Linked DNA regions of Homo sapiens: region 1 is linked to region 2. Evidence: read pairs that join two places in POLR2A ChIA-PET (ENCODE). Cell type or tissue: PC-3. All regions are shown on one strand.

The links. ChIA-PET counts read pairs that join two places held together with the same protein. Peaks named below come from ENCODE experiments on the same cell type or tissue, not always from the same donor. Only the 100,000 strongest peaks of a DNase experiment are listed, where the experiment ranks them.
Region 1: POLR2A ChIA-PET joins it to region 2 with 13 read pairs; 4 of 35 experiments call an interaction of 5 or more read pairs at or near these places.

The regions. Positions count from the first base shown.
Region 1 is chr5:148,828,210-148,833,209 of GRCh38, reverse strand. ADRB2 (adrenoceptor beta 2) reads right to left here. Exons shown (of 1, transcript NM_000024.6): 1 at 4,587-5,000. Among named protein-coding and RNA genes, the nearest start is that of ADRB2, 4.1 kb to the right of the region's middle. In PC-3, CTCF peaks have their summits at 3,812 and 4,537; a DNase peak (open chromatin) is centred at 4,509; H3K4me3 peaks cover 5,000 bases; H3K27ac peaks cover 724 bases.
Region 2 is chr5:148,992,932-148,997,931 of GRCh38, reverse strand. It overlaps SH3TC2 (SH3 domain and tetratricopeptide repeats 2), which reads left to right. Exons shown (of 17, transcript NM_024577.4): 17 at 1-5,000. Among named protein-coding and RNA genes, the nearest start is that of MIR584, 67 kb to the left of the region's middle. In PC-3, no CTCF peak of the experiment used is centred here; no DNase peak of the experiment used is centred here; H3K27ac peaks cover 884 bases.

The DNA.
Region 1 (5,000 bases), 160 kb after region 2:
GCAATGATTCCGAGGGTGGAGAAGGATGTAATAGTCTTTGCAGAGAGGACTTTGCAGCTCTCATTATTCTCGCTCTGGGAGTTAGTAGGTCATTTGCAAAAGGCATGGGAAGAGCAGCTGATGAAAAGGTCTAATAGTTTGGAAAACTGCTTAACCTTATTGCTCTATTTCTGGATTTCTCCCCATGGCCAAAGGTTGTTGAGATACTGATTTCCCCCGGAGGTTTCCCATTTAGGAATGCAGTGAAACCTCTGAAATCCAGAGGAATTGGGGAGAAGGCCAGCTGGAATTAGGGAACAGTTTGAATACACTTTAAGAACATTCAGGTCTGCTGTTTTCAAGGACATAGGATCACAGATTTGGAAAGAGCCTAGCCCAGCCTCCTGCTCAGTGCAGGCCTTGTGCTTCATCCTGAACAGAGCTTCAGCTTCATCTGGGCTTCTCTTGAATGCTTCCAAAAACGGGAGGTTCACAATTCTGATAGATCATTTATTTCGCTCTTTGGAAAGTCTTCCTATACCCGAGCTAGAATCTGCCTTTCTGTAAAGTTCTGCTTGCCTTCTTGTATTCATGCAGAACCGAGAAATCTGTTTTTTTCCCCCCTAGATCATACTGAAAAGCAATTATCATGCACCAAATAGTACTTCACAGCATTCTCTTCTGCAGGCTGACAACCTTCAGAATATTCAACCATTGTTTATATGGCAAATGTCATCAACTCTAATTAGAAATATAAATGATTATCTCTAGCCTGTAAATTAACAACTGTATAAATTCAGAGGGGAGCAGAGCTTAGATACCACCTGTACTGGCCTCAAATTACAGATGAGTAAACGGAAGTCGGCTGAAGAAAACCGCCTCACCCAACTTCAGAGAGAGAGAGAGTGGGGTGGTGGGTGGGAGGTTGGAGGGGGGCTCTTTTCACCTCACCCTGCCTCCTATTATTCACAAAACACCAGAATTTCTCAAGTTCTTGAAAGTGCTTAGGAAGTTTGTTCTCTTACGCATTTAGAAAAATCCCTCCTTCAAATTATATTTGCACTGTCAGTGAAGTATGGATTAGCACAGACTGAATTTAGTAGAGGTTATACTGTCAATGGAAAGTATCATTCAAAGCATATTAAGCTTCCTTGCTCTCTGCTGTCAGAAAATCATCTCCTTTGATCTAGAATGCTAGCTCAAGATGGAAAACATACCTATATGGCTACCCAGGCCTATCAAATTTCCATAAGGTCTGGCTACCCACTCAATTTAGGAGGCCTTCCCAACTTTGGAGCTGAGAAAGAGTGCCAGGACGTAGGGCAGCCTGTGTTTCTGCTTTACTCTGCTGTGTTCGTTTTAGAGTTTCATATCCTCTTTCCATTTTGGTCTGATTCTCTGATGAGAAGACAAAACAAAGACTTGGAGAAGCAAACTAGGCACTTCAGTGATTGGTTTTTTGTGTCAGTCCCCAGAAACCCTGCAGTCACATGCTTGGAAGGGAACATTCCTCCCTGCCTCAACCCACAGCAGTCTCCGTCTTCTCTCAACAAAGTATTGCATTTCCAGTTCTTACACTTGTTCTGGCACAGATTCTAAGCTACCTCGTGCTGCTTCCTGGTTTGCCTGGGTGCTAGGCTCCATGGATCCTGGAATCACAGAGACCTGGGTTCTCGTCCTGACTCTGCAACTAGTTGGTTGTATGGCTTTGGAAAGTTACTGAAGCTTTCTGAGCCTCAGCTCCCTCATTTGTTAGATGAGGACAATTATGCTACCTACATCATACAGTTGTGAGGACATAACGCCTAACAGGTGTCTAACATAGTCACTAACTTTTAGTAAGATTCCATAAAAGGTATCTGCTTAGTATCCTTAATATCATGATCCAAAAGGCAGAAATGGAAACCTATACTTTTCTCATGCTGCATACAGTAGGTGCTCCATAAATACTTTCTGACTGATTCTGGTTTAGGCTCCATTTGGCAATAGGTTCACCATAAGAAACATTCTAAGAATCATGTAAAGACAGTTCCTATTCTCAAGCTCCCCTTTCTCCAGATTCCTTATCCCATTAATTATTGCAGTGGGGAGGCTCACCCTGTCCTGCCACTGTTCACACCTCTCAGCTTGCATCTTAGAAAAAAGTTCTTCTTATTTGACAGACTCTGAGAACTTGCTGTCCAGGCAAAAAAAAAACTCACGATGAGGAATACAACACAAACCTTAGGTGGCCAGCATGTCAGCAAACAGAGAGACGAAGGGACACTGACAAAAGCCAACCCCTCAAAAGAAACAAAGCAACACACCAAAGAGGTAGAAAGCAAAGGATTAAGATATGCCTAGAATGCTCTTGCTTATCAGGACCCTTAAAACTAATCAAGGTTCTTGTGTCTACAGTATTCCTAAAGGAACGTGAATATGGTTAAACTCTCCTTTTAGCTGGGAATCTGAATTAACATTAATACCTGAATTTTAACAGAAATTACATTAGACATTCCTTTAGGCAAAAGAGTATATATACAACACCGACATCTGGTTATAAAGAGCTAAGGAATCTCCCAGCTTCCCTAAATGCAGAAGATATCCTAGTGGATGCTTGTTGAGTTAAATGAACAATTATTTCTTTTGTCTCTATTGCAGATTATTTGTTTATGCTCTAAATTTTGTGTTAAGGACAAAAGAAAAATATATTGGCTGAAATGAATGTGTTATGTTATAGCCCCAGTTGAGGGTGAGGAAAGAACGCAATGCTAATGTGGTGGAGAGAATGCAGCAGTTCCTGGAATAGCAGTTGGGTTCCCTGGCTTGAGTCCCACTCTGACATCCTTGGCTGCTTACCTTGGGCAAGCCCTTCACCTCACAGCGTTTCAGTCTCATCAGATGTTAAATACTTTCTATGGGCTCTTCCATGTCTGAGATCTTATGAGGCTACAGGGAGCATGAATATTAGCCAAAGAAGCTGCCCAAATCTCTGAGTGTGGAGACCAGAGCAGTAGAAAGAGAATGTGATAATAGCAGTAGAAAGAGAAGGTGATAATGTGTAATAAGGGTTTTCAATAGGTATGAAAACCCTTGGAAAAAAGTAAAAGCACTGAATGACACACATTCTCCAATTTGCCATGGCATGTTCCAAAATCACAGGCGCCTAACCTTCTCCTGATAGCTCGGTGCTCACCCAAACATCCCATCATTGAGTTGACAGGAAGCAGAGAAGGCCAATGCTTTTCTGGTTGGGGACCTTGGCTGCAACAGAAAGGAAGAGGGGAGTGGAGTCAGCTTCATGAGCCAGTGGAATGGCAATGAACCCTGCAGGCTGATCTGCTCTAGCCTGGCGTTGCCAAGGAGGACGATCCACTTCATCAAACCTGGGCCAAGCTCTGGCTCAGACACACAGGCAAAAATAGAAAGGGGCTGGGAGAAGAAATGTGTTTACTTTTGTGATTTCCCCTAACGTGCCTCTTGACAGTATTATAATCTCTTCACAAACAGGAGTCATGGCCCACAGGCCTCACCTCCATTGATAAACCCTCTCAAACAATTCATGTACAGACTTAAAGCCTTCTTAACATTTCATGATCACTATTTGGGCAGCTAGAAAACAAGTTTAGAAGGCAGCATGATGGAATGGAAAGAGTGCTGGTGAGGGTCTGTTACTGCCTAGGTGAACTGTGAAAATCCCTCTCTAAGGCTCTGCACAATCAAGCGCTTGCATTAGAAAGAATGTATGTATCTGCTGAGATTTTTACAGTTTCTACCAGTGACTCTCAACCAGGGGCTAATTCGCACCTCAGGGGCTCTTTTGCAATGTCTGGAAACATTTTTGCTTGTTATAAGCAGGGGGTGCTATTGGCATCTAATGAACAGAGGCCAGAGGTGCTACACATACAATGATGCAGCCCCCATAACAAAGAGTTATCTGGTCCAAAATGCTAACAGTGCTAAGACTCAGAACCTTGGTTTACACTGAATCGAGGAGAGTCAGTGGGAGAAGAAAACAGGGACCAAAGGAAAGAAGGAAAAGGGGTTAAAATTCTGTTTCTAGTTCATGAGGTATCCATCAGTTATGTGTTCTCCAGCTTTTCTCCCCATGACCAATGCCTTTTGAATTTTCCCTCAGAATTACGGGGCCATGTCTGAGTAGCTTCCTCATAAGAACATCTTCCTTATCCCTAAAATGCCAAGCCCTGATGCAGTACAAAGAGCTCCACTGTAACACATGGCCAAGACAGAAATATAAACAGTTTTGAAACAAGTAGAACTGGAAGGTGGGTGGTGGGTGCACGTGGAGAGAAAAAAACATATCCCCTTAACTCCGCTTCTGTGAGTCAGTGTTTCTGAGGTAACAACACAGAACAATAACCATAGGGAGAGTTGAGCTATACTAAGAGCAGGCAGAACTGATTTGGGGCACAAGTGTCAGGAGAGATGCAGCTTTGCAGCAGCAGACTCAAAGGCAAATGAAAGGGTTAAGCAATCTGTGCATGTCATTCTTGTATCATTCTACATTAAGTCATGGGCAGTAATTACAAGTAGTTACCTGCGGTTTCCAGTGGGGGAGGCAACAGCACTCCAGTCAAGGGGTTTTGGAGAAACAGGTGCAATGAAGGCATGGTCAAACAATTTATTTACTGTAAACTTTAGACTTTGCTCGGGAAAACAACTGAAGCTGCTCCTCAAATCCCTGCCTAAAATACCCCGTGTGAGCAAATAAGAGGAGTGGGGGAAGAGTCCATGTTCACAGCTGAAAGGTCCGAGATACTCAAAATCCTCAAGTCCAAGGGTGTAGGAAGGAAAATCTCCTTCAGATACAAATTACCAGCAGCAATATATTACCCCTAATACTTGAATAGTGAGGTAGATACATGGAAAAGTCATGAAAATATAGCAGACTCAGGTCCTCTAGGACTAAAGCTCTTTAGACATAAACTTACAAATTCCATGCAAAGAGGAACTGAACTGTACAAATAACAAATAATCACTCAAATAAGTTTTCTCTCTTTTTACAGCTTAAAAAAATAAAA
Region 2 (5,000 bases):
ACATCTCAAAATAAAAATAACAGTTGAGGTTAATGTGTTTTATGCATTAAGTCTCATGCAAAACCTTTGTGATGACTCTCATGTAATCACACAACATTTTGGTGTAGTTACTATTATTTTTATCTCCACTGAGGTTTAGAGAATTGATGTGGCTTGTCTAAGTCCACAGTTAGTGGTGATCGAGGTGAAATTTGAAGTCATGTCCTCTGATGCTGGAGCTAGGAAATGAAACCATTATATTATATTGTGTTTCTGTCAGGTGACACATCTCTGAGAGAAATGCTATCACTAATATGATCATGAATAGAAGCATTAGATTAAAACTTGTTTCATCAGCCTGAAATACTGGGCTGAAATCAACACAATCATTCTGGTGTAATTGAATCAATCAAAATTGGTTACTTTAGAACAGGATTGGAGAGAACTGACTTTCCAGGAGGTCTTGAAAAAGAAATACTGGTGTTATTGTTGACCACAGTCAGGTAACTTAGCCTAGAAAAAAAGAGAGACTGCATTTCCCAAATGGAAAATAGAAGGAGGAACAGAAAGCTTTGACCTATAGTAGTGATTGGTCAAAACAAATTATAAGATCAGTAAGTTATGTTTTGAAGAAGATTCCAGGTTGGGAGTGAGGTGAATGAGGGAAACTTGCAAGAGACTCCAGAGCCAATCGTAGAAGACTATGGACATCTGAGGAAGGGAAGCAGCCAGGTGGAGTTTCGTGGGTCTCACCCATCATAGTACCCGTAGCTCCAATGGTGGTAGCAGAAGGAAGATCATGAACATGAGAGAATAGCCTACTTTTGACATCATGGAAAAAGCTATTAGGAACATCCTTCTCATCCAAATATGTGTTGCAAAACAAATAGCCTGGGAAGAGCCCATGTTCATGTACAGATGCTTTGTTTCTTATGCATAAATGTTGGTAGTAGCACTTTTTTTACTCACTTAGTATTCAGGAATGCTTAATTATCTACTTCCCTAACCTTCCATTTTACTGTATTTTTATTTAGGGTCACACATTTTACTGTTATCTATGAAAAGGATTTTGAAAATAGATACCTCGCTTCTGTCTTTTATTTTAACCTTCCAAATCTAGCGGACCATAGTTAAACATGATCTGTATGACTCTCAGCTACTTGATCTTCCTTGCACGGGCCAAATATGTGTGAAGGTGACTTTTTTGGTTATTGAACTTTCTTGCACATAGAGAACTTCTGATGTTTGTTCATCTGGGGATATATCTGACATCTACTTCATAGAGACATTCATAGGAATGCCCCTGAATTCTTTGAACATTGTACCAGACAGCAAGCAGTGACAATGGCTACATCTGCTTTCCTCCTCAGGGGAGCTGCCACGGGCTAGGCTGAAATAACAGCTGCGTGGTAATCCTGGTGACCAAAAAGCTACTTATTCATAAAACAAAACAAAACTAACTTTTGTCTGTTCTAGAACATGTAGCTTTGGGGCTGTAGTGGGTGGAGGGAAAGGATAGCAAACAGAAAGATTACTTGGAGGATTTTCATTTCCGGTTGTTTTACAGTCCTAAGAGCTTATATAAACTGATATTCTGATCCTCTTCCAAGTCCTGTGGCATTCTTTTCTTTCTTTCCAAGTTGTATAAAGTCCATCTGTCTGTTTCTCTCTCTCTCTCTCTTTCTCTCTTATTTAGGCAGGGTCTCACTCTGTTGCCCAGGCTGGAGTGCAGTGGGGTGGCCATGGTTCACTGCTACCTCGACCTTCTAGACTCAGGTGCTTGGGTGATCCTCCCACTTCAGCCTCCCGAGTAGCTGGGACTACAGGCATGTACAACCACTCCCAGCTAATTTTTTTTTTTTTTGGTAGTTTTTGTAGAGATGGGTTTCCACCATGTTGCCCATGCTAGTCTCAAACTCCTGGGCTCAAATCATCCACCCACCTCAGCCTTCCAAAGTGCTGGGGTAACAGGTGTGAGCCATGGCACCCGGCCAGTTGGTCTCTTTTTTCTTTTTCCTCATGTCCTTAGCATCTCCCTTTTGCTTGTGCTCATTTGTCCCTGTACTTTTCCTTCAAAGCACTTATCATAGTTTAAAAGTGTACTTTATGTGAGTTTTTTTATTTTAATAATCCATGTGCACCACCTAGATTAGAAGTTCCATGAAAACAGGAATCTTATTTGGGTCACTCAGCTCTGTATTTCTGGAGCCCAGCCCAGTGTCTGATGCATGGCAGGCTCTCAATAAAGATTTGTTGAATGGGTGAATAAAAAAATAAAGGAATGAAATGTTGGACTTGGGTTTTGACCTTCAGGGAGAAAGTTTTAAAACTATAATATAACTACTTATTGCTCATGAGTGATTGAGAAATCAGGTGATAGGGCTGCTCACATATATAGCAGGTATTCAGCAAAAGTTTATTGAGAATAATAAGCATAATTTTTGTTTGTTTAGAATAAGTTGCTATAGCTGTGGTAGGTCTTTTCTTAATTTTCAAACAGATAGTAGTTTGACCAGGGATAATCATGGTCTTTTACTGAAGCTGTAATGATGGTTGTGCTAAGTAATTTACCCACAGTATAGGATTTGATCCTCCAAATGATCCTCCAAAGAAGGTGACCTTATCTCCCCTTTTCAGGTGATAGAATCAAGGTTTAAAGTATTTCAGATGTTTGCAGAGATTCAAAATCACTTTTGTCTGACCTGGAAAATCAGTGCTTTATATAATTATGTAATTCTGATACACGTTTTCTCTTTCAGAACTTAGGATCTTCAAGATAAATATTTCTCTTTTGAACATTTGAATGTTTCCCTTTGTCTTAAGGAGGAGGGATGATAGAAAATCTAGGGAGCAGGGACCTTGGCTTATATAAGCCTTATTGCACCAAATACCACAGGAAATCCCTTCAGTGATGAATGTTCTATGGAATAAAGATCCAGGGGATAGGCAGTACCTTTAAGGTATTTTGAGGCCTGAGTGGTCCAGAGTATTGTTTCATAATCCCAAGTCTCTTTCCTTGGGAAATCATAAGTTCATGGTATTGTGGGATGTGGATAAAAACCTCATCCTTGCCCTTGAGTATCTGTCAGTCTGTTTGGGGGAGATTGGATGCATATATGCAAAGGACTAGGAAGAAAAGTCTGAGTTTAGCTCCTTTGGGACAGAGGATGCAGACGGTTATCCATCTATTCATCCATCTATTCATCCATCTATTCATCCATCCATCCATCCATCCATCCATCCATCCATCCATCCTTCCATCCATCCATTCATTTATCCAACCAGCCAATTAACCAACCAACCAACCAACCAACCAACCAACCAACCAACCAACCAACCAACCAACCAACCATCTAACCACCCAACCACCCACATACCCAACCAATGAAACAACCAACTAACCAATATTCAACACCTCTCATGTGCTAAACTCACAATCCAGTGAGCAAGATAATGACAGTCCCTGTCTTCATAAGTCCTATGGGCTCCAGGGCAAGTCAGAGTCCTCTGATAAACTTACCTATTATTCTTACCATCACAGCTTAGATTTGAGCACTTTTACCTCAAACACTGTACTAAAGGTTATACTCTTATTATATCATTGACTTCTCTTAATTTCTCCTACCTGCAAGAAGTAATTGCATTGTATAGTTATTCACATAACACATGTGAAGAAATGAGTTCAAAGAGGTTAAGAGATTAATCTTACCCAAAGTCCTGTAGATAGAGAGTGGCAGCTTCAGGACACCAGTCCAAGCCTTATCTATATTGCAAGTATTGCATAAAACCTCAGCTGAAATTTTGATAAATTTTATGGAACTTAAGCTAGATAGATCTTGTTCACCTGAACATCCTGTCTGGGATGCATGGTAGTAGACTGAACAGCTCCACTGCTTATGAAATGTGTGACCTCAGGCAAGTTGTTAAGCTCTTGGTGCTTCATGTTTATCATTGGCAAATGGAGATGATAATAGTACTTATCTCATGGGATTGTTGTGTGGATCAAATGTGTGAATATATGTAAAGTGCCTGGCCCATGTTATATAAGTGTTGGCTATTATTGTTATTGTGTTGACAGACATTTCAGAAGAGTACTTGTTTGGGCGAAGAAGTTAATGAACACTTCTTTGTTGAACCTGTGGGGTTAAGGCATGCTTAGAGGAATGTAATCTGGGCTAGATGCTTGGCTATTCAAGTGAGCATGTGACAGTGATGGTCTCAGTCTGCCTCCCTTGTCAGAGCATCATCTGTAAATGATTGCCTCCATCACTTACCAAGCACAGTCACAGGAAGTTGTGACCTCCCTTTATTGGAACTGTCATTTTGAACCTATGTTTAGTCTGGCAGACGTTTTGACCTCCGTGATATATTGCTGAGGGTGTTTTGACTCCATGCTTATAACTACAACATTAAAAACACCAATAATGGCTGAATTTTTATCAAGAAAGTATTTTCTTAATTAATGCTTACTCAATCATTTTTACTCCAAGATAAATGTTCAATACAGAGCAGTTAAACAATTTCTACCTTTTTCCATCTTCTATTTTATCAAAATCATTTTATGGAGATGAATTCTTTTGCATTTGGAATTTTACAATGATGGCTTATAATTTATTGACAATAATTTATTTAGGTCAAATTTTAGCTTCTGCCACTGAATTTTCCATCGTAGTTTTATTTCTACTAAGTCAAATTTTCCTGGTTTAAATTTGATTGATTTGAATTTTATTGGGATAATTTGATTCCCCTGTGAATGTTTGCTCATTAACACATTCTTTGTGTAGGTTAGCTGTTGTCAGTTTTATTTTGAACTGATTATTTCAATCGAAACGGTGAGGGACAAATGCCTAATCACCTTAAGCGTCTATGGAAGCCAGGAGTGAGGCCAGGTAAAGGCAGCCCAGACCAGATCTAAATGAAACGCTGTGGGCTAAGTTTTCATTCACAGAAGATGGGCAGAGTGGCAGATCAGAGGTAACTATCAATGATACAAACTTCAAGGAAATGATGAGATACAGAGG